Linked DNA regions of Mus musculus: regions 2 and 3 are each linked to region 1. Evidence: chromatin loops called from intact Hi-C (ENCODE). Cell type or tissue: heart. All regions are shown on one strand.

What was found. Peaks named below come from ENCODE experiments on the same cell type or tissue, not always from the same donor. Only the 100,000 strongest peaks of a DNase experiment are listed, where the experiment ranks them.
Region 2: it touches region 1 in a loop (15-fold over the local background); 7 of 42 quality-filtered maps call a loop at or near these places.
Region 3: it touches region 1 in a loop (2.2-fold over the local background); 6 of 42 quality-filtered maps call a loop at or near these places.

What each region holds. Positions count from the first base shown.
Region 1 is chr9:22,066,421-22,074,420 of GRCm38, forward strand. Zfp653 (zinc finger protein 653) reads right to left here and starts at 4,956. Exons shown (of 9, transcript NM_177318.3): 1 at 4,629-4,956; 2 at 1,728-1,771. The coding sequence starts at 4,921. Ecsit (ECSIT signalling integrator) reads right to left here. Exons shown (of 9, transcript NM_001253897.1): 6 at 7,263-7,320; 7 at 7,006-7,154; 8 at 6,562-6,667; 9 at 5,826-6,160. The coding sequence ends at 5,904. Gm16845 (predicted gene, 16845) reads left to right here and starts at 4,582. Exons shown (of 3, transcript NR_040407.1): 1 at 4,582-4,744. In heart, CTCF peaks have their summits at 183 (motif pointing right) and 4,479; DNase peaks (open chromatin) are centred at 201, 4,461, 5,001 and 6,051; H3K4me3 peaks cover 1,826 bases; H3K27ac peaks cover 1,757 bases.
Region 2 is chr9:22,405,295-22,413,294 of GRCm38, forward strand. 9530077C05Rik (RIKEN cDNA 9530077C05 gene) reads left to right here and starts at 6,253. Exons shown (of 7, transcript NM_026739.3): 1 at 6,253-6,455. The coding sequence starts at 6,431. In heart, CTCF peaks have their summits at 3,224 (motif pointing left), 4,484 and 6,171; a DNase peak (open chromatin) is centred at 6,177; H3K4me3 peaks cover 891 bases; H3K27ac peaks cover 594 bases.
Region 3 is chr9:22,385,950-22,393,949 of GRCm38, forward strand. It overlaps Anln (anillin, actin binding protein), which reads right to left and starts at 3,257. Exons shown (of 24, transcript NM_028390.3): 1 at 3,021-3,257. The coding sequence starts at 3,038. It also overlaps a transcript of 9530077C05Rik not described here. In heart, a CTCF peak has its summit at 3,368; DNase peaks (open chromatin) are centred at 2,802 and 3,342; H3K4me3 peaks cover 3,630 bases; H3K27ac peaks cover 3,790 bases.

The DNA of each region.
Region 1 (8,000 bases):
TGTGAGTTTGAGGCCAGCCTGGTCTATAGAGCTAGTTCCAGGACAGCCTAGACTACACAGAGAAACCCTGTCTCAAAAAACAAGAAACAAAGAAAAAACAACCCCAAACCAAACCAAAATCTTCATCCCACACAATCCTGGAAGGTCTTCCTGGTGCCTTCCCACTGCCATCTACAGCCACCAGGGGGTGCCAGGAGAGCAGGGCATATCCTTTCTCAGCTTTTCAAGGGGGATGGAGAGAAAGGAGCAAGTGCCATGGTGGCTAGCAAGGCCATATGGCACCGCCAGGTCCCATGCCCTCCCTTCTACCTCCTTCTAGCCACACGGCCTCCTAGCTATCATTCAAACATGCTAGATATGACCCTGCCCCGGCCTTTGCACAGGTTCCTTGTCAGTGCCTTCATTTAGAAACCTCCCCCATGGACACTCTTCTCAGCAGGCACCCTTACCAGTGTCCGGCTAGTCAACTCTGGTTTGTTTATAACAGCACAAAGAGGCTGCCTGTGGCACCCACTTAGATGCCTCTTGTCTGTCTTCTCCAGTAGAGTATCTGCCCCACAGGGGCAGAAACATAGATCAGCTTTGCTTCCTTGGGGCAAGAGCTTCCAGACAGGGTAAGGAACTGGAGGGTGGGCATGGCAGAACCAGATGCCTGCATTTAGATCCTGGCTTTGCCACAATCTGGCTAGGCAACTCCTGGCCAGGGGCAAACCCAAATTCTGCATCTGCCAGGGAGCAGGAGGGAGCAAAGAAGCCAGGAAGGCCCTGAGGAAGGCTGAAGCCTATGATAGTAAGATGATGTTGGGACTGTCCTCCACCTGTAGGACTGGAAGGGAGAGAGAGCCAAAAGAAGCACCTGGGCTGCGGGAGTGAGCCCAGGGTCTCCACTCTAGTGAGACTCATGTCAGCGACATGGACCTCCACAGATGCTCCACTGCCAGCTCGGCACTCCCTAGCCCCCTGGGGCTACAGAGGGAAACCTACAGCTCACTTGTGTGCCGACACTGGGAAGGGGAATGTTTAGGCATGCCTGTGACCCTGACACAGGGCCATTTTAAGTTTTGAGGCCAGCCTTGGTTACACAGCAAAACCAGCCAGAAAAAACAAGCAGGCAGTCAAGACGGCTGAGTGAGTGAGTAAGGGTGCTTGCTCTCAAGCCTGGCCCACCCAGCTTAGGTACTCAGAACCCACGTGGTAGAAAGCAAAGACCAACCCCCGCAAGTTGTTCTCTGATTCCCACACCTGTGATGTACACACACAAAAAAGGATAAATGCATGTAAAAACAATTTTTAAGATGGGGAGCTGGAGAGCTCCTACTTACTATGCACAAAGCCCTGGGTTCCATCGCTAGCACCACGTGAGATGCAGGTGGTACACACCTGTCAGCCAAGTATCGTGGGATACAGGCAGCCTCTGCCATAGGATGAGTTTGAGGCTAATGCATCAAAAAAGAGGCAGAGCAGGGCTCACTGCCACCAGGTGGTTCTCTCTTGAACCACCATGATGGGCATGATGTAGACCCAAAACCCAAGGATTTGGCAAGGCACTGAGGTCATACTTAGTGGGGCTATTTTAGATTCACAGCATACTGCCTCGAGCAGCTACCAGACTGGCTTCCCAGTCTCCCTTCTGACAGTGTAGCAAAGGGACGAGAATGGCTACTGGCCACTTCCAGCATGCTCTGTTCTGCATGCTCCCACCCCTCCCCATGCTGGGCTCCACTTACTTTTCTTCCGCTTTGGCTTTTTGGGGACTTGCTCCCAAGGCTTCCTGTAACACAGAGAGGTGGTGAGGGTGAACAAGGGGCCCAGGCAGCCAAGTCCTGGCCTGATAGAAAACAACAGCAGTTTATGTGCTCTGGGTGCCACCTGAAGGTCTGTCGTCCTGCTCCCTTTCCAGCTCTGAATGGAGGTCTCACCATTCCTTAGCTCAGAGAACACTGGCACTCAGAGGTCCCTGGTAGATGGGATGTGGGACAGTGGAAGGAATGCTGAGAGGGGACCATGCCTACCCTGGGGGACACATACCCCGGATGTAGTCAGCCTTTGTGTCAATCATTAGAAACGTTACAGATGCAGGAGAGGTGGTGCACGCCTGTCTCCCCAGCACTCAGAAGGCAGAGGTGTGGGGATCTTGAATTGAGACTAGTCTGGACTATATCAAGAAAAGGACAGCTTAGGTTATATAGGAAAGCCTTGTTTCAAAAAGGCAAAGTAGGGGCTGGAGAGATGGCTCAGTGGGTAAGAGCACCCGACTGCTCTTCCGAAGGTCCGAAGTTCAAATCCCAGCAACCACATGGTGGCTCACAACCATCTGTAATGAGATCTGACGCCCTCTTCTGGTGTGTCTGAAGACAGCTACAGTGTACTTACATATAATAAATAAATAAATAAATAAATCTTTAAAAAAAAAAAAAAATTTAAAAAGGCAAAATATTGGAGCACATACTTAGAGTGCACAATGCCCAGGTTTCCTTTTCCTGAACCACACAAACCTATGTGGTAGCTCCCGCCTGTAAGCCCAGCACTCAGGCAGGAGAGCAGGAGGACAACTGCAGGTTCCTCCTCCCTGGCTGCCCAGGGCCTACCCTTACCACTCATGCTTCTGTGTCCAGGTTTCCTGGTTTAAAAAGAACGTGTTAACTCATTTATTTACAGGGTAAGGAATGTGCCATAGTGCTTGTGTATGGAGGGCAGAGGATAACCTGAGGGAGGAGCGTCCTTCCACTACCATGTGTCAAACACTTTCCTCTGAAGTGCTGGGATTACAAATATGCAAAGAATCTAGAGCTTCATGAAGGATGGGCAAGCTACTGATGGAGCCATATGCCCAACTAGTAGGGTTGTGTGTGTGTGTGTGTGTGTGTGTGTGTGTGAGAGCGTGCGCCCAGAGCTTCTCACACATGAGACACTCCACCACTGAGTTATACCCCTTGCTCCTAGCTGGTTATTGCCCCTAAGAATCAATGTATTTTTGTTTTTTGTTTTTGTTTTGAGACCTCTGTCTCTCTGTGTAGCCCTGGCTATCCTGGAACTCAACATATAGACCCAGCTGGGCTCAAACTCAAAAAGCTCTAGTTGCATCTGCCTCCAAAATGCTGGAATTACAGGCATGTGCCACTATGCCTGGATAACTTCTTAAAAATGATTTTACTATTTCATGTGCATAAGTTTTTACTTGCATTCATGTCTCTGCACCTGCCTGATGCCCTTGGAGGTCAGAAGAGGGCATGGAATCCCTTGGAACTGGAGTTACAGATGGTTGTGAACCACAATGCTGGTGACTGGAACCAAACCCAGGCCCTCTGAAAGAGCAACAAATGCTCTTAACTACTGATCCAACCTCTTCAGGGCCTAGAATCAACTCTTAAAGAATCATTCATACAGATGAGTGCAGACAAGAGCAGAACACGCTACACCTGAACCCTTACTATGGGCCAAACCCTTTCTATGCTCTCTATTTTCATTTTGTATTTTATTTGAGATAGAGTATCGTTATGCAGCCCTGGCTGGCTGGAACTGTCTGTGCAAACCAGACAGATAATATCCAATCCAGTGTTCACACCATGCAGCTACTGGCTGGGGAAGCTGGGGCAACAGCTGGAGTCCCAGGGTGAGCTTTCCCTCCATGGCTTAGCATCCAGCTTGTCTTCCCACTGTGGACACCTGCACTGTGAGACAGCAGGAGTAACCTCTATTGGAAATGCTCCACCTTCTAGCTGTTCTTAAGGGCATGGGGTTTTTACTCTTGGGCACTTCTGCTGTCCTTGTCTCTTCCTGGAGGACACTGAGAGAGACATGCTTGAGTCTCAAACAGGAGAGGCCATCTACACTTTCAGAGCCTGCTTCTCAGTGTGGCAAGCTGCACATGACAGTTTACCAATAGGTCTGACAACTACAGCGTGGTGAACCATTCATGGTCTTAGTCTGATCCCTAGAGGGCACGTGGTAGAAGAGGACTAGCTCTGCAAAGCTGTCTTCCCACCTCCTTATGTGGGCCTACATACACCACACACGCACACATACACAAGAATAAAAGTGCCCTCACACCAAGCCTGGCACATGCCTTTAGTCCCAGCACTCAGGATGCACACAAGTAACCCTGACAAGGTTGTTGAAACAGGTGGCTGGGTTAAGGCTGCTTTCTTGTTGAGGATCCGGGTTTGGTTCCCACAACCTACATGGTGGTTCACAATGGTGGTTTCTGGGGATCCGACACCCTTTTCTGACCTCTGCAGGTAGTTCATGCACGTGGTACACATATATCCACGAAGGCAAGGCACTCATACGCAGAAAATCAGAGTGCCCAGCACCTTTGGAGGTTTACACCTGAGAGCCAGCCCCAGGCCAGGCCAGTGGAGGCGGGTCGACTCTTCAGACGGGCCAGTCGGAGCTTCCGAAGGCGGGCAGAGGGGTGGGGCACAGGCTTGCATTGGGTAGTCAATGGGTCGGAGGCGGAGCCGCGAGGAGGCGCGTGAGGGGTCTGGGTTGCCTAAGCCCGAGACCGAGGGCCGCCAGGCGGCCCGGGGGTGGGGCTTCACGCTCCGGGGGCGGGGCCGCTGCCCTTTTCGTCCCTCCCCCGGCTTCTTCTCTCCCTCCCTCCCTCTCCCGGCCCCGCGCCCCCTTACCCGTGGCGACCGCTACGCTGGCCACGCTCCAGCGAAATGAGGTAGGCGGCAAGTTTGGCGTCGCTCCAGCCGCTGCGGCGTCTCAGGTCCACCCAGGGGCCGTGCGCCTCGCCCAGGTACACGCGCCGCACGTCGTACTTCTTCCGGGACTCGAGCCGCCTCCGGGCCCGGTCCGACTCGGTGAGCCGCGGCCGGCCCCGCGCCTTTCTGCCTGCCGCGCCTTCCTCTGCCGCCGCCTCCCCGCCTGCGCCCGCCTCCGCCTCCGCCCCGGGCTCTGGAGCCCGCTCCGCCATCCCCCCCTCCCTGGTTACCGGCCTCCCCCGTTGTTAGGAGCCTCGACCGGAAGTGGCGCGCCTAGTCTGCGCCGCCGGGAGATTTCTCACAGGGTCTTCTCTGCCCGCGGCGCCAAACGGGGACAACTAGCCATAGCTGCGCATGCGCGTAGTCCGTCCGGCCCAGGCCATGGAAGTGCGTTCTGTTGACAAGTCAGTTATTTGGGAGGTAGAGGCACTGGGTACTGAAACTCAGGTAATCCTTGCCTCTCTATTGAATTCTTCGGCAATGTGATTAAAGATTTTTTCAAAAGGGCTGGAGAAATGGCTCACTGGTTAAGGGCACTCACTGCTTTTCCAGAGGACCTGCGCTCAAATTCAGCACCTACATGGCAGCTAGAACTGTCTGTAATTCCAAGATCTACCATTCTCACATAAACATATATACATGCAGAACACCAATGCACATAAAATAAAGGTAAATACATTTAAAAGATGTTTTTAAAGGCCAACAAGTCGGCTCTGCAGGTAAGGTGATGGCTGGCATACTTGACAATCTGAGTTACATTTCCGAGATTCACAGGGTCATATATCGGAACAGACTCCAGCAAATGGTCTTCTGACCTCCACACATCCCTCCCATACCATAAATATATAAATGGATTTTTTTTTTTTTTTTTGGTTTTTCGAGACAAGGTTTCTCTGTGTAGCCCTGGCTGTCCTGGAACTCACTCTGTAGACCAGGCTGGCCTCGAACTCAGAAATCTGTCTGCCTGCCTCCCGAGTGCTGGGATTAAAGGCGTGTGCCACCACGCCCATCTATAAATGGAATTTTTGAAAAGACAAGTTTAAAAAAGGGTCCCAAGGTGGTAAACCCAAAAGAGCCCATGCAGAACATACGAAGGGAAGCCACAGGGCCAGGGAAGAGGTTTTGATTTTTTTATTTTCTCCATATTATTTCATACCAGCCCAGTCTTTTCTCCTCATGCCAGCTCTATCTGACTCAACTTTGCCCCTGCTGCTGCTCTGCCTGAATGGTCTCATCATCTTCCTCAGGCCCCTTGGGAGGACTGTGGGGAGGGGACTGTCCCTCCAGCCTTGAAGTTGTCAGGAGCTCCCCCGTGGACCTGGCCAGGCGGAATACCACTGGGATCTGTGCCAGGGTTGGGTTGGTCTCCTGCAAGCCTTGGATCCACTTGATCAATGTTGCCTGATCATGGGCACCAGCCATGCACATGGCGAAGACAGGGCCTTCTGTCACTGTTAGGAGAAGAGTTTGTGTCTCACCACTGTGACGTACTCTGAGCACCTCCATGAGTTCACAGCCAGCTCCCTGTGCCACATAAATGTTCTACATTTCCCTTGGCCATGCCACCCGCTGCTCAGATACTATCAAGAGACTAAGTTTGAGCCCTAACTTGGAGGCTACCATGTGCCTCCTCCCAACTCCCCACATATAACTTGACTGTTCCCTGCTGACCTGAGGCTTGCGCGTATTCTGGTCACATCACTAGTCAGTATAGAATGCTCCTTAAAAGATAGTACAAAGGGGAGAGGGAGTAGCCAAGGAGAGGTACCCTGGGGGGCATATGACCCCTCATCCTGTGGAGCGTGGACAAATGGCCACCACACAGATGTGCTGTGTTGAGACCTGCTTTTACCTTCATCCACGTCAAACTCATAGTCGTCCCAACCACTCCTTGAATATTCCAGGTCCAGCTTCTGTGGGTAGTACAGCTCCCATTCTTCTGGGATCTCCTCTACTTTCTACCTCAGGCAAGAGAGCAGGCAGGATTAGAGGCCAGAACACAAAACCTGTCCCTCAGCTGAGCCTTCAGGACAGTGCCAGCCCCACCCCCAACACAGAATCTGTAGTTCTGGCTAATCTGGAAGTTGCTGTGTAGACCAAGCTGGCCTTAAACTCAGAGAGCTCGGCCTGCCTTGCCTTTTTTTTTTTTTTTTTTTTTTTTGGGTAAACATTTATGCATACCCCTGTGTAATTCAGAGGACAACTTGTAGGAGTGAGATCTCTCCTTCTACATGGGCCCTGGGGGTCAAACTCAGGTGGTCTGGCTTGGCAGCAAATGCTTTGGCCAGTAACTCACCTCTTCCTCAGGAGGTGGCAGGTCAGCTCTTAGGATGTGATAGTAGACACACTTATTACGAAGCCAGAGAGGGAAGGGGCCCTCAACAAAAACAGGCCTGGATGGGTTGTGGCGGGCCAGGGCAGCTTGCTGATCTGGACTCTGGATTCCTGGTGTAGAGATGAGAACCTGTTGGTGCCTTAGCAGCAAAAGGCCCAGGAGCTCATTTAGTGGGCCCAGAGGGATCCAGCAGAAACTGGGATAGGCTGGGGCCTTACCTACAATGTGAGGCTGTGTGGGATCTTCCATGCCTGTCGAGTCACTGGGCAAAGACATCTGCAAAGAAGAGCAGGGCGGTGACTCCCCAACCTCTACAGGGGAGCCTAAGAGCAAAGGGAGGGAAGGGGTGCTTCCTGGGCGACTGCACCACGTCTTTACAAGTAGCCTTTCTCTGCTTCTTTGTAGCCAGCTTGACCAGAGTGCCAACACTGAGAGTTTACCCAGAAGCCATCAGCCTAAGTTCAGCCTGCAGTGAGCTAATCCAAGTCACTGTACCTACATAGCTCAGTTTATCCATGCGCAAAAATGGCAGTGACAGAAAGTAACAGTTCTTCAGATGGTATCAAGAGCTTGACTCGGCTGGGGAGTGCTTGCCTAGCATACAGCATAAAGCCAAGTTTCTCTCTTTTGTCACTCACTAGGAATGGAACCACAAGCCTTGAACAAGGAAAGCAGGTGTCCTACCACTGAGCCATACCCCCAGCTCCATCCCAACAGGGAATAAGGCAGAGACTCCTGTGTAGCTCTGGCTGACATAGAGCTCCCTATGTACGGGCCACACCTGGCCCGTCAGTGGTTTTTTGTTTTGTTTGAAGCACTATGTAGCCCAGGCTGACCTTTAACTCAGAAAGATCCAGGCATCTCTGCTTCCCAAGAGCTAGGATTAAAGACAGGAGCCACTGTGCCTGGCTGCTCTTTTCTTTATAAAGTACCCAGCCTCCAGAATTTTGTTTCAG
Region 2 (8,000 bases), 340 kb after region 1:
AAATAAATGCACTCCTATCCTCTCCACATTCTAAGAAGAATTCTGAGTTCTGAAGAAACTGAGATCACAAGACTGTCTTCTTGTTTTCTTGGAGTTCTCTCACAAGCACTCAGAATTCTCACGACTCAATTCTTGGACGGTGTTCAGAGAAATCTCCATTAGGACATTCTTTGTTTTCTTTTTTCAAAGAATAATTGTTGAATATAATGTAAAAGGGCAACAGGCTGGACCATAGGTATACTAGGACTGCCTGACTATCCACAAGTTTTCCTTTTTGAGAAAAAGTCCTTAAGCTAAAGTAACTACACACTAGACATGAGGAGTAGAGTACTCACAGAAAACTGGAAAAACAAGTTTCAGAATATGTGTTGCCAGAGTAATTGTAACTAAACTGCTTTAGCAAATGCATGAACTGAAACATGACGCATCTGAAGACTCATTTCCAGTCTGTTTCTTTGAGTTAACATTGAAAATCCACACATTTTCTAGTGCTCCCCACCCTAGAGTTACAGATGGTTGTGAGCTGCACGTGGGTGCTAGGAACTGTGCCCAAGCCCTTTAGAAGAGCAATACGTGCTCTTAACTGCTGAGCCATCTCTTCAGCTCCCCACTCTCCAGGTACTGTTCCTTTTTTTTTTTAAAATATTATTTATTTTTATTTATATGAGTACAATGTAGCTGTCTTCAGACACACCAGAAAAGGGCATCAGATCCTATTACAGATGGTTGTGAGCCACCATGTGGTTGCTGGGGGTTGAACTCAGGACCTCTGGAAGAACAGTCAGTACTTTTGTTTTGTCTTGTTTGTTTATTTGTAGAACATGATTTTAATATTTTCAACTGTTAATATTCAACAAATAGAATAATTATTTTAAGATACATTTCATTGTTATGTCCCCCTTTTCATTTCTGATTTTGTTAATTTGGATATTGTCTCTGTGGCCTCTAGTTAGTCTGGCTAAGGGTTTATCTATCTTGTTGATTTTCTCAAAGAACAAGCTCCTGGTTTTGTTGATTCTTTGTATAGTTCTTTTTGTTTCCACCTCGTTGATTTCAGCCCTGAGTTTGATTATTTCCTGCCGTCTACTCCTCTTGGGTGAATTTGCTTCCTTTTGTTCTAGAGCTTTCAGGTGTGCTGTCAAGCTGCTAGTGTGTGCTCTCTCCAGTTTCTTTCTGGAGGCACTTAGAGTTATGAGTTTTCCTCTTACCACTGTTTTCATTGTGTCCCATAAGTTTTAGTATATTGTGTCTTCATTTTCATTAAATTCTAAAAAGCCTTTAATTTATTTCTTTATTTCTTCCTTGACCAAGTTATCATTGAGTAGAGCATTGTTCAGCTTCCATGTGTATGTGTGTTTTCCGTTGTTTTTGTTGGTATTTAAGATCAGCCTTAGTCCGTGCTGATCTGATGGGATGCATGGGATTATATCAGTCTTCTTGTGTCTGTTGAGGCCTGTTCTGTGACCAATTATATGGTCAGTTTTGGAGAAGGTACCGTGAGGTGCTGAGAAGAAGGTACATTCTTTTGTTTTAGGTTGAAATGTTCTATAAATATCTGTTAGATCCATTTGTTTCATAACTTCTGTTAGTTTCACTGTGTCTCTGTTTATTTTCTGTTTCCATAATTTGTCCATTTTGAGAGTGGAAGTTGAAGTCTCACATTTTTTTTAAAGATTTATTTATTATATGTAAATACACTGTAGGTGTCTTCAGACACCCCCAGAAGAGGGCATCAGATCTCATTACGGATGGTTGTAAGTCACCATGTGGTTGTGGGATTTGAACTCAGGGCCTTTGGAAGAGCAGACAGTGCTCTTAACCGCTGAGCCATCTCTCCAGTCCCTGGTCTCCCATTTTTTATTGTGTGAGGTGCAATGTGTGCTTTGAGCTTTAGTAAAGTTTCTTTTATGAATGTGGGTGCCCTTGCATTTGGAGCATAAATGTTCAGAATTGCGAGTTCTTCTTGGTAGATTTTTCCTTTGATGAGTATGAAGTGTCCTTCTTTATGCTTTTTGATAACTTTTGGTTGAAAGTTGATTTTTAAAAAAGATTTATTTATTATTATATCTAAGTACACTGTAGCTGTCTTCAGACACACCAGAAGAGGGCATCAGATCTCATTACGGATGGTTGTGAGCCACCATGTGGTTGATGGGATTTGAACTCAGGATCTTTGTAAGAGCAGTCGATGCTCTTAACCACTGAGCCATGTCTCCAGCCCCTGAAAGTTGATTTTATTCGATATTAGAATGGCTACTCCAGCTTGTTCCTTGGGACCATTTGCTTGGAAAATTGTTTTCCAACCCTTTATTCTGATCTGAGGTGGTGTCTGTCTTTGTCACTGAGGTGCATTTCCAGTATGCAGCAAAATGCTGGGTCCTGTTTATGTATCCAGTCTGTTAGTTTATGTTGAATTGAGTCCATTGATGTTAAGATATTAAGGAAAAGTGATTGTTACTTCCTGTTATTTTTGTTGTTAGAGGTGGAATTATGTTTGTGTGGCTATCTTCTTTTAGTTTGTTTTTTTTTTCAATTTTTTTTTTAAGATTTATTTATTATTATATGTAAGTACACTGTAGCTGTCTTCAGACACTCCAGAAGAGGGCGCCAGATCTTGTTACGGATGGTTATGAGCCACCATGTGGTTGCTGGGATTTGAACTCTGGACCTTCGGAAGAGCAGTCGGGTGCTCTTACCCACTGAGCCATCTCACCAGCCCCTTCTTTTAGGTTTGTTGAAAGATTACTTTTCTTGCTTTTTTTTTCTTTGCTTTTTCCTAGGGTGTAGTTTCCCTCCTTGTGTTAGTGTTTTCCATCTATTATACTTTGTAGGGCTGGATTTATGGAAATATATTATGTAAATTTGAGTTTTTCATGGAATGTCTTGTTTTCTCTGTCTATGGTAATTGAGAGTTTTGCCGGGTATAGTAGCCTGGGGCTGGCATTTGTGTTCTCTTACAAGTCTGTATGACATCTGCCCAGGATCTTCTAGCTTTCATAGTCTCTGGTAAGAAGTCTCGTTTAATTCTGATAGGTTTCCCTTTATATGTTACTTGACCTTTTCCCTTTACTGCTTTTTAATATTCTTTCTTTGTTTAGTGCATTTGGTGTTTTATTATGTGACAGAAAGAATTTCTTTTCTGGTCCAGTCTATTTGGAGTTCTGTAGGCTTCTTGTATGTTCATGGGCATCTTTTTTTTAGGCTAGGGAGCCACCATGTGGTCGCTGGGAGTTGAACTCAGGATCCCTGGAAGAGCAGTCAGTGCTTTTAACTGCTGAGCCATCTCTCCAGCCCCAGATACCGTTCTTATCTGTCGAGGCTTTAGGTTTAATCTCTATAGCCTTAAAGGAAACAAAACAAAACAAAACAAAACATTGCTTGTCCTATGAATGGGTACACAAAATAGGGATGAAATCCAGTAAACCATAGGTCAAAAAACGCTGAAAAAATGCTAAGGGAAAATAAAGCTGAGAAAGGGCATATGGAATACGAAAAGGAACTTTAAGTAGTGTAGTTTTCAGAAGAGTGACATTTGGAAGTGAGGAAGGTGTTCTGTAGACAATCAGGAAGAAGAGTATTCCAAGCAGGAAGACTTACAGATAACAAAGGACGTGTGGTAAAACAGTACGTAGTGCATCTCTAGAACAGTGAGAGCATAGTAGGAGATGACATCAAAGAGCTGAGCAGAGCTAAGTCATAAAGAACCTCCCGGGTAGCTCATGAGCAGGGTGGCATGATCCCGTGGCAGCAAGATCCCTCTGGCCACTGGGTTTTGAAAACAGATTTGAGTCATGGTGAGACTACAGGATCATCCAGGACTCAGCTTCAGAAACTGAGGGTTGAGACGCCAGATGGGGTCATGTAACTGAATGTGGGGGTTGGGAAAATTTCTGTCAACAGTAAAACATTTCAGGCCAAAACACTGATTCCGAATCAAATGTATTGAATCCCTCTGGAGCATTTTGGGCAGTACTCACCGGCACTGCAGCAAGTGATGTCACTGCAGCTTTGGCTCTGAACACAAAATATGTATTTTCTATTGTATATGGTGTCACCCATCAACACTAGTGAAAGTGAATGCTACCTGAAACACCTGAGCTTGAATTCTACACGATTTGATGTTAAGAGTGGCAGTGCTTATATAAGGTTTTCTGCTCTTATGGAAACATAACGTGATGGATTAATTATGGAGACAAAGGCTTTTAGTATTTTTCCACCGCCACTCCCCGGCACGTAAGTACCTAATATATCTTATGAGTGTACTGGTTTAGAATGTTTTGCTTTAAACGTTGGCATTTGAAGGGCTGAGGGCTGGCTCAGTAGTTAAAGGCACTTGCTGCTCTTGCAGAGGACCTGGGTTCATTTTGCAGCGCCCACGCAGTGCCTCACAGCTATCCATAATCCCAGTTTTGAGGACTCTGACGCCCTCTTCTGGCCTCTATGGGCACTAGGCACACACATGGAACACATGAAAGGAAACACTCTACCCACAAATAATTTTTTAAAGACCACATTAAATTTTTAAAATAATCTTTAAGAACAATTTTTTAAAAGCTGTGTGAGGTTGTATACTCCTGTAATCCCAGCACTTAAGTGGCTGAGGAGAGAGGAGGGTCAGGAGTTCAAAGTTCTCCTCAGCTGTGTAGTGAGTACTAGGTCAGCCTACATGAAGCTTGTGTCCCTGCCAAAGGATGTGCTGATTCCAGTTTTCTTTCTTGATTGAAATGAACCTTGTCTTGGGATTAGGACAGAATTTCCAACATTCTGAAAATCACTAAGCATACTTCTGTGAGTTTATCCTGTGAGCTTATGTAAAATGGTACTCTCAGCATTGACAACTATAAAAGTGAAAGAGAAAAATCACCTCTGAAAAATGTGGAAGATGCAGGCTGGTGAGATGGCTCAGCAGTAAAGGCACCTACCACCAAGCTGACGACCTGAGTTCCATTCCCAGAACCCATTTGGTGGAAGGAGAGAACTGACTCCTGCAAGTTGTCCTCTGACCTCCACACATAAATCAAGGCATACAAGTGCTTACACACACACACACACACACACACACACACACACGCACAGAACTGTGTTGAAGATACTCTGTGCCCTGCATTATTAAATATTCAGCTGAGATTATTTATGTAAAAATAAACAAGCACATCCATCTCAGTGTGAAATTAGCTTTCATATTCTAAAATGGTAAAATTCTATATATACAAATAATAGATTTAAAGTAAATTTATGATTTAATTATTCACTATCAACTTCTCCCTCTCAAAACCCCTTTATGCAACCTCAGATATATACATAATATAATATAGATATAATATAGGGTGGCTTCAAGCTTATAGAGGAATTGGAACATCTTGATCCTCCTGCTTCTACCTCCTGAATGCTGGAATTAGAGATGTGTACCACCAGGCCAGGTTTGTATAGTACTGGGGATTAAATTCAGGGGTCTCTGAATGCTAAAGAGAGCCCTTCACCATCTGAGCTACACCCACAGTCTGTTTCCTTTTTCAATTCAGTTTAAAAAAAATTGTGTGTATTTCATGAGTGTTTGCGAGTATGGGCCTGGGGAGAGCCAGAGGGATGGGGTGCTCTCGAAGTGGAGTTACATGTAGTTGTGAGCTGCCATGAGGAAACAAACCCAAGTCCTCTGTAAAGTAGTCAGTGTTCTTAACTGCTGAGCCATTTCTCCAGATCTCCTTTTTAAATTAAATATTGCATTTATTTATTTTATTCTTTTTTTTTTTTTAGACATTCTTGTATAGTCAAGATGGTCTCAAAATTCACTATATAGCAATGATGGTCTTGAACCCCTGATCATCTTTGCTGCACATCTCAAGTGTTTGGATAACAGGAGTGTGCCACCATACCTGGCCATTTTTTTCTTCTAAAATCGCCCTATTTATTTCATACCATGTAAATTAGCTGGAAGGTCAGGGGTCTGAATTTGCTCTGGTCAACTAAAACTCAGAATTATTACACCATTTCTATTTCCCTCTACCATCATGAAATGAAGCCCTTTGAGCCTCATACAGATCCCGACCTCCCCACACAAACACCCCAGCCTCTGCGGACCAGCTCCTTGCACGGGTCCGCGTTGTGCACGCTGGGAGTTGTAGTTCGCTTCCCTTCTCTCCCTACGAGCAGGGTGTCAGTCGCAGGAGCGCCTCCAGCGGCGAGCATGTTTGGTGGCGTGGAGTGCGGGAAGAAGGCAGGATCGTCTCCTAGCAACGGGGTTGCAGCGACGTCACCGTGGCGGGTTCTTAGCTCTGAGACTAGGTGGAACCGCCAGAGCGCTTTCCAGCCTCTGGGTAAGACGTGGTCCTCCACCTTGCGCTGCCAGTCCTGCCCCATCTGGTCTCGAGCTGCCTTACGGGAGTTTTCGTCGGTGCGGCCCGCCGGCCTTGGCCTTGGCCTTGGCGGGACGATGCTGGAGTCTATTCGCGTAACGGGTGAGTGTAGGCACTGCTGGCCCAAGTGGCGCGGCTGCAGCGGGTGGAGACCGTTGGGTCTGGGACTCGGAAGACCAGGTGCAGTCGCACAGCCCTAGCCCAGCAGAGGTGAGGGGCAAGAGCTGTGCAATCTAGAGAGTGTAGAGTCCAATACGATTCCAGAGCATTTTAGGTGTGTAGTAAGGTGTTATATTTTCTAGAATGTTCAGAAAAAAAAAAAATCAGCTGTGAAAACACATCTCTACATTTCAGTGTATGTTGTGTATTTTTGTTTGCATTTATTAGCAAACATTTTGAATTGATGTTATTAATAAGAGCAGGTGTTTAGATCCAAGGTTGGAAAGTTTGTCTTTCATTTTTGAATAGATATGCATATTAGCCCTATTTAAATCTTTAATAATATTAAACAGTTCCAGAGTCATTTTCCTAGCATTTGATTCTGCATGAAAACATTTCTGCAGGACAGATACCAAAACAACGGAATAAAGGGAAATAGCTAATTCCCACAGTAGAGTCAAAAATAAGCCTAGAACTTTTAGCTTCAGGCTATTGCAGTACCCAGTAGACCAATTTTCCAAATTAGTTGTTTTGAACCCCTGACCCTCCTGCCTCAGTCTCCCCAGTGCTAAGATATGGACATCAATAGCTAAAACCATTCTTTAAGTTAGCATACAAAGTAAGAGGTTTCATTATGGTACTTTGAAACTCCTTTCATTATATGTTATTGCAGAACTTTTTAAACTGAAAAACTAAATTATTTTTAAGTGAAACTACTTTCTCATCTTAATTTTTTTACACTGTTTGCTGTTCAGTGTTATAAAACACAGAACCTACTGTTGTGCGATTGCGATAACCTACAGACTATTCCACTGTTATGTTGACAGGAGACATGCAGTTATAAAAGCCAAGATCTTAGAGGCCACTTAAATTGGCATTAGGCTTTTTAAAATTGTGATTTGATGTAGATATAACTCTTTCACCTTAAAACACATTATCAGAGGCAGACGCAGGTGAGCTTAGTCAGCCTGGTCTACAGAAGTTCCAGACCAGCCACTGATACCCTGTCTCTAAAAACAAACAAACAAAACTCCCAAAACAATACAATGTCAAAACGTTGCTTTAAAACATCAAGCCTGGCAGAAGAGTGGCAAATATGAGGATGACTCAGTGGTCCGTGTGCATGCAGCTGCGTAGTCGGGCTGATGGGATACTTGCTTACTAGAGACCAGGATCGAACAGGAGATGCCAGAAAGAAATGCATTCTTATGTACACTAACAAAGGTAATGAAAACTTCCGGTCCGTTTTATGATATAGAACAAGGCCTCTCAGCCACAGCAGTTTAATATTGAAGGAGTTAATTCTTTATTGTGAGCGACTGTTTTAACACACAGAGAATTGTGACAACCAAAAATGCCCTGTGGGTGGCAAAATACTCTCCCTATCATCCAGTTAAAATCATTGCCTGCAAGACAATAGATTCTGTTGCCACGTGAGTCACTGGGTTTAGAAACTACACCAATTAAAATTATTTTCCCCCAAACTGA
Region 3 (8,000 bases), 320 kb after region 1:
CCTTCATACCCTAAAACAGTCTCCTCCAACCAATCAAAAATGACCAGACTGCTATACAAATTCATAATGGTTTGCTATCTCTTTCACAATAAAATACATCACTTTGGGTGGAAAAAATGCCCTAATTATATCCATCAATGGGCACGGCCAACATTCCATTCTCCAGAGTCAAGCACTGAGTCAGTACAGCTTCCAATGGGTCACAACGGAAAAATGTGGTTTTGCCATTCAAATGCACACAGTGCTCTACTGTTTGCAATGGATTGGAAACCCACAGGTGTAAAAAGAAAATAAACATTTAAACAGTCTAAATAATAAAATCAGGCTAATAAGTGCCAATGAGGTTTTTTCTTTTAATTGAAGAAATAATGTCTAAATTGCGTAAAGGTATGTGCTCAGTATTTTAAGTACACTTTCCTTATTGTATCATACAGTTGATTTGGAACATACCCATTCTGGAAGGAAGCACATTTAACACAAAGTGCACAGAGGGGAGTCCTGTGAAAGCGACTCTCAGTGAAGGTCTGGAGGGCGCGCTGCAAACTGGTGGTTAAGTGTGCATTTATAAAGCAGAAAAGGCAGGCAAAGTGAGGGAGGGCATGCTGGACACCAGGGTGGCAGGGAGGCGAGGCCTAAGCACAGAGTGCTTACCGGGACTGTAGCATTTGAAACAGGAATCATTAAGAGAATAGAGTCTTAATGTCCTGGCATTGATAGAACACGATAATTTCTTTTCTGTTTTATGGTGGCATTATATCATGCTAAAAAATCACCCTGAGAGGACTTTAAAAAATTATCTCAAGTAATTTTTCTGTGTTGCATGGTTTTGAGTAAGAACCTTGCTGAGAAAGTTATTTTATACTGACATTCAGTCCCTTTTAGCAAACAAACACACACAAAACTGTGTTAGAAACTCATTTCACAGTACAAAAATGTTCTGAATGTTATCACTGAGCACCTAGTCTTGGAACTCACTCTGTGTTCTCATTACCAATTAAGGAAAAGATTTCAAAGCTGTTATTCTAACTGCAACTGACCTAGCTTTTATAATATAAACTACACATTAAGGCATGCACATTTTCAAACACATTCTAAAAGAACCCAAACAAGAAGATTTTTTGGTCTGAGTTTTGAACTACTTTCAAAAGGATATTTTTAAGTTAAAGGACAAATTTCAACCAACTTTCCAAAGAGTTTTGTTCCTGTATATAGCACTATTTTAAGTAATTTTATTCTTTTAGTCACAAAATATCATTTTTAAAGTCAATACTATCTAGAATTGTGGTAACTTTACTGCATGCAAGTTTTAAGAATGCTTTCAATAAAAAATTCAAACTCATAAGTCAATGTGCAAACACACACACATATAAACCTTGTCTTGGAAAATGATTATATATATTAGTTGCATTTGGAATAACAGGCTGGCTTGAACTCAAGAGATCCTCAGGCCTCTGCCCGCTGAGCGCTAGGATCAAAGGTATGCGCCACAAAGCCTGGCTCATATAAATAAAAATTTAAAGATTCAATGTAAGTGACAAATATTTGGTGAATAATTGTCCCTATTCGCTATAGCTGCTACAAAATATGTCGTGGCTGCTTCTATTATTATTAAAATGAATTTTTTTCAAATTCATTTATTTGTCTGTATAGGGATACCATACACAAGTATGTCTGGGTACCACATATGTATCTGGGGTCCCTGGAGGCCAGAAGAAGACATTAGCTTCCCCGAGACTGGAGTTACAGGCTTTTATGAGACTCAAATGGGTGCTGGGAATTGAACCTAGGTTCTCTGGAAGAGAAGCCAGTGCTCTTGGCAGCTGAGCCATCTCTCCAGTCCTCTATTAGAAATTCTAACGTTATCAAAATGTTGTTTTCCTCAAGATAACTGAGAACTTCAAACGGAGCACAGGGTGTGTGGGGCAGCATAACTGTCAAGTTGAAATCTTTAATTGTTGAAATCCTTAACTAGTATCTTGGGCTTAGCTTATGGAATTGTTAACTACACTACCCAAAATAAATTATTACTATCCTCTACGACATTTTTCAATGTAGTACAGAAACACTGTATGCCCACTTTACAAAACTCACAAGTCTTGAAATTTAAAGAACAGCTTGAAGCAAAAGAAAAAGAGGAACTGTCCTGCAATAAAAGAATGGGCCAACAGCAACACGCAATCCTGAATGTCGGTGTACAGCTGCAACGTGAAGCTAAAACTAGGCATAAATAATAAGATTAACAACGGAATCTAGACCTTATTTCCAAGGAAGAGATGAGGAAAGCATTGTTGAAATGATACGCTACATAAACACTGAGGTGTACCAACCCTACAGCATACACTTATAATTTTGTTTTGTACACGCTGAGGTAACTATAAGCCCTGTTTCCTTTCAACCAGTATCAACCCTGTGCATGAGACTTTCTTTCTAAAGTTAGTAGAGCCGTGACTTATGAAGGACGCCAGGCTAAAGCACCTGCTCATTTAGACTTCGGTGGTTTCATCACAGGATTCTTAAGCGCTCAAGCTCCTCTGGGCCTGTGAAGTCCTTTATCACTTCCATCAGATTCCAAGCACACAGTACGAGTCACTGGGCCGACTCCACCCTGCCAACTATTCCAGCTTTAGGGCAGGGCTTGTCCCACTAGGCCCCTGAGCGGCACTCTCCCGGGTCACAGCAAGACGGATGAAGGATGGAGGGAAGCGTGCTTTAAGTCCCGGGAGCCGGGGGGGCAGGCTCAAGCCAGAGCGCCCAGGCGCTCACACCCCGAGCCAGCACTTGGGGGAGTGGAGGAAGGCTAAACGACTACAGAGCTCGGGGTTTGCATGGGGTTTTTGAGGCCCTGCCTTCCCCAGAGCCAGGGACGGAGCAGCGAAGCCGGGGCGGCTGCGACCCCGCGGCTTCCGTCCGGCTGCACGCTCGCTGTGCGCACGCGCCACGCTGGCCGCAGGCTGACAGCGCGGGCGGGGGTCCCGGAGTCGGCAGGGGTCATGGTTCACAGCGCCCGCAGAGTCTCTCACCTCGGTAAACGGGTCCATCGCCCCAGGCCTCACCAGTGGACGGCTAGACGGTGGGTCCGACGGTTCAAACTCAGGAAGAGGAAAGAAGTGAGTGCAGGCTCGGCGCAGCTCCTGGAGGAGGACTGCAGTCGAGGCGGCGGGCGCTCTCACACCCAGTCGGCTCTGCCCTCCGCACCCACGGAGTCGGTAGGCTACCACGGCCGTTCAAAATTTGAATTTCAGCGCCCCGGACGACACGCATGCGCGCGGGGTGGGCGGGGCCGGGCGGGCCGCTTGCCCCCGCCCCTGAGCTAGGTCACGTGATGCGGCCAAGTTGGGACTGGTCCGGAGCTGCGAGCACTGCTCTCTCTCCTCCGCTTGGGTGGAGACGGTTCTGCCGTTGAACTGCCTAGGGAGAGGGCCCTGCCATCCCGCACGCACCCACGCACGCCGTAGCGGGTCCCTTCCTGACTCTGTCAGCTCCCGCCGCCCTGCCTTCTTCCTCCGTGGGCCTTACGAACCCGGTCCGGCCCTCTGGCCTTTGGGCCTGATCCTGCCACCAGAAGTGGGACTAGACAGCCAGCTTGACCTCCTGAGAGACCACTCTGGCGGGTCCCCACACTCTCAGCCAGTGACTAGTTCTTTGTTTGGTGGGGAAAAGAGATGACAGTAACAGACCCTTCGGTTTTAAATCCCAGTCAACTACCCAAAGCCAGCAGTGAGAACACTTTGAGAGAAGGGACAATCGGAAAGTCCATATTTAATAAAAGTTCCCGTTTAACAGGCAGAAAGCAGGACAAACTATTGCACGAGTAACTTTTAATCTGACTTTCCTTTTCCTCTTCCTGGGAGGGTCTTTTGGAGACCCTCACAGTGTCTTACCATTTGACATTCTGCTAGGCTTTCCAAGAATGTGTCTAAAAAGATGGGTTGCCAAACCTCTGGTAGTAGAACTGTTTGCCTTTATACGTCAAAAGGTCGACAAAGCACCAAAATCTCTGTGCCTAGGTTGGTGCTGTGAGAGCTAAAGTCCTTACGAGATTGTGTAAAACAGATGTATGGTAGCAAGGTTTATGGTTGAGTCTCTGTGTCCTAAATGAGTCCATAACAGGATCAACTGTGCTTATTGAACAGAAAAACTGAAAGTGTTGAAGGGTCAAGTCCAGAATCAAAGCTAAATAAAAATAGGAAGCTTGGGGCCAGCGACAGAGCACATGCTAGCTATGAGGGCGCTTGCTACCAAGTCTTGGGACCTGAATTCTAGACCCAGAACCAGTTCCAGCAAATTGTCCTCTGACCTGCACACACACACACAGGAAATAAATTAATGATGTTTTTCTAAGTAATAAAGAATTTAAAAATGTATAGATTGTAATAAACTGAATTTGGGGCATGGAATAAGAACTTCTTTAAGAGCAACTTCTAAGAATTCAGATCCTTGGGACCACAGTATAACAAGAATAATAAATTTCCTTGGTGCCTTGGAGCTGTGAAATGATAGAAAATGGAAGGAGCTTTGTTTAAGTGTGTGGTGTGTGGGGTTGTTAGAATTTGCTACCTATAAACCAAAGGGAACGGATGCCTGAATTTTTTTTCAAGCACTGAACAGGAAAAGGGGTGTGGGTACTTGGGGTGTGGCTGTGTAGGTCAGTCTTGGGAATGAGTCATTGGAAATTTATGTAGCCGTTGTGCCTTCGGGCTGTTGCCTCTGTAATCCTTGGTTTCATTGTAAACAATTTGATTCTAGCTAGCATGGATAAAGCAGTATTGCTACTCTAAACTTGTAGGTTTTTTTTCCTACTACCACGCCCTGTAGCGTTGACCTTTCATTAATGTCTTGATCATAGTGGTAATAAGGATAGCAGCACCCACCAGTACAATAGCTCCCATGTATGAAGCTGGTCTATCCCAGAAGCCATGCTACAGATTCAAGAGCACACCCCTAGACCACTGCAGTTGTCTCCTAACATTTCTGTGTGAGTCTCTGACCCATAGCAGTTCTTTCTTAAGCTTATAAGCTGGAATAACTTTTCTCATTTAAAAAAAAAAAATCAGGCTGGTGAGATGGCTCAGTGGGTAAGAGCACCCGACTACTCTTCCAAAGGTTCAAAGTTCAAATCCCAGCAACCACATGGTGGCTCACAACCACCCATAATGAGATCTGATGCCCTCTCTGGTGCGCCTGAAGATAGCTACAGTGTACTTACATATAATAAATAAATAAATAGATAGATAGATAGATAGATAGATAGATAGATAGATAGATAAATCTTTTTAAAAAATCATTGCTGGATATGGTGGTAATGCATACAATCCCAGATTATCATCATCTAACCAAGGGGCTTGAGACATGGCTCAGCAATCAAGAGCATTGGTTGCTCTTCCAGAGGAACTAGGTTTAATTCCCAGCACCCACGTGGTGGCTCACAACCACCTGTAACTCCAGCCCTAGCTGTCCAGTTTCCCCTTCAGCCTATGTGGATTCTAGGTACACACATGATACACAGACATACATGTAGACAGAACATCCATATACATAAAAATATTCTTTTAAAGACAAGGATCTCAAGGTGAGATAGGGCCCTAGAAAAATGAGTATTTCATCTTCAGAGGATCTATTCTTTTAAACAAATAATTATGTTTCTTGTAGATAAAATTAACCTCAAAAATGTGGTAACATTAACTTTATCAAGGACACTCCAAAATATATATTTCAAGTTAAAGTTTTCAAAAATCACATACATTCTCACAATTGACAAAGTAATACAATAACATAAATATTTATATTTTTACAGAAAGAGAAAAGGCCAAGACCTGACCAGAAAGCAGTGGCAAAAAGGATCAGACAAAGGTTCTCCACGTCAGGTTATCTGGCTAATGGGCGTCTCCTTTTATGCATGTATTGTAATGAAGAATAAGAACCAACAAAAATTAAGTGGGGTGTGGGGGCACCTGACTGAGTCAGGATGATTTCAGCTCAAGGCTAGCCTTGGCTACATAGTAGGTTCCAAGCCAGCTTGGGCTACCTAGTAAGACCTTTCAAAAACAGGTCATTTTGCTTTCGAGTATACAGATGGGTGTGGTGGTGCATACTTGTAATGCCAGCTACTTCAGGTTGATTAAGTGAGAGGATCACAAATTTGAAGGCAACCTGGGCCATTCAGTGAGATTCTGTCTTAAAATAATTTTAAAATGCACTTGCGAGTGGCTCGGTGCTGGAGTGCTTGTATGGCATGTAGGAGAGGCTCTGTGAGCAACCTCTAGGAATAGAGATGCAAGGGAGGAGTATCAATGTGTTACAGACACCGTGTCCTCAGTATGTCCCAGAATAGCCTCAAACTTCCTATGCAGTGGAAGATGACCTTGAAGTCCTGATCTTCTTGCTTCTACCTCCCAAGGGCTGAGATTACAGGTGTGCACCGCTGTCAACGTGTGTAGGGATCCCAAGGGTAGAGCCACATTAACAGGACACGGGGGTGGGGGGTGGGGTACACAGCCAATGCACAGTTTATTCAAAGTTTCAGCTTCTTCCTTCTTCTTCTTCTCTTCTTCTTCTCCTTCCTTCCTTTCTTCTTCTTCTTCTTCTTCTTTTCTTCCTTCTTCTTCTTTTCTTCCTTCTTCTTCCTTCTTCTTCCTTCTTCTTCCTTCTTCTTCCTTCTTCTTCCTTCTTCTTCCTTCTTCTTCCTTCTTCTTCTTTTCTTCCTTCTTCTTCCTTCTTCCTTCTTCTTCCTTCTTCTTCCTTCTTCTTCCTTCTTCTTCCTTCGTCTTCCTTCTTCTTCCTTCTTCTTTTCTTCCTTCTTCTTCCTTCTTCCTTCTTCTTCCTTCTTCTTCCTTCTTCTTCCTTCTTCTTCCTTCTTCTTCCTTCTTCTTCCTTAGTCTTCCTTCTTCTTCCTTCTTCTTCCTTCTTCTTCCTTCTTCCTTCTTCTTCTTCTTCCTTCTTCCTTCTTCTTCCTCTTCCTCCTCTTCCTCCTCCTCCTCCTCCTCCTTCTTCTTCTTTGTGTGTGTGTTTGGAAACAGGGTTTCTCTGTGTAGCCCTAGCTGTCCTGGAACTCACTTTGTAGACCAGGCTGGCCTTGAACTCAGAAATCCGCCTGCCTCTGCCTCCCAAGTGCTGGGATTAAAGGCGTGCGCCATCATGCCCGTCGTTCAGCTTCTTTTAAAGGCAAAGCAGGATAAAGATTTCCCATAGTTTCTAGTTCTCACCAGCTATGGTTTCTCTAGCAATAGTTTATCTTGGTTCCCAAACCTCCTTGCAGACTGAAAAAAATCTGCCTGCAATCCAACCCTGAGAAAAAGATCAGGAAGGCCCCTTCCTCAGACATCAGCTTGCTGCTCAGAACACCACCATGCCCAGCCTGTAACATATATACGGAATTACTCTTCCATACCCACATTAATTTCATAAGACTATTTTCACAAAGCTTAATTTATAGTTTTATTTATTTTTGGTGTTTTGAGAGAGGGTCTCACTGTAAACTCAAACCCAGAGCCTGGCTCCTGGCTCAGGACTCACACTCTTTAACTGAGTATCAACAGTAAGTCTCCTTCCAATTTATTTACAATTTAAATATTGTATTTAAATATTTAAATTATTGTACCTCATGGTCTCCTATCATGTGAAAATTAATCTCCTCTCTCATTAACCCATCCAAATATCAGTGGCCATAGATCTACTTCACGTCCCTTTCTCTACTTTCCAGTCTGACATGTTGTGTTAGCTCATCTTCTGCCGTGACAAAATAGCAAAAGTTAGTCATTTTGCTTGTTTTGAGACATGGTCAGCATATTTTCCTAGCTGCCCTGGGGCTGGTTATATAGGGCACAGTTTTTAACATATATGGACACAATCTCAGCTCTTGGGCCTGAGCTCTGAAATTTGAACTCAGGACCTTTGGAAGAGCAGTCAATGTTCTTAACCGCTGAGCCATCTCTCCAGCCCCAGCTTGTTTCTTATAATTGTACAGACACAGCAGTCTAAGGTCCTGACTCCACAGTTGGTGA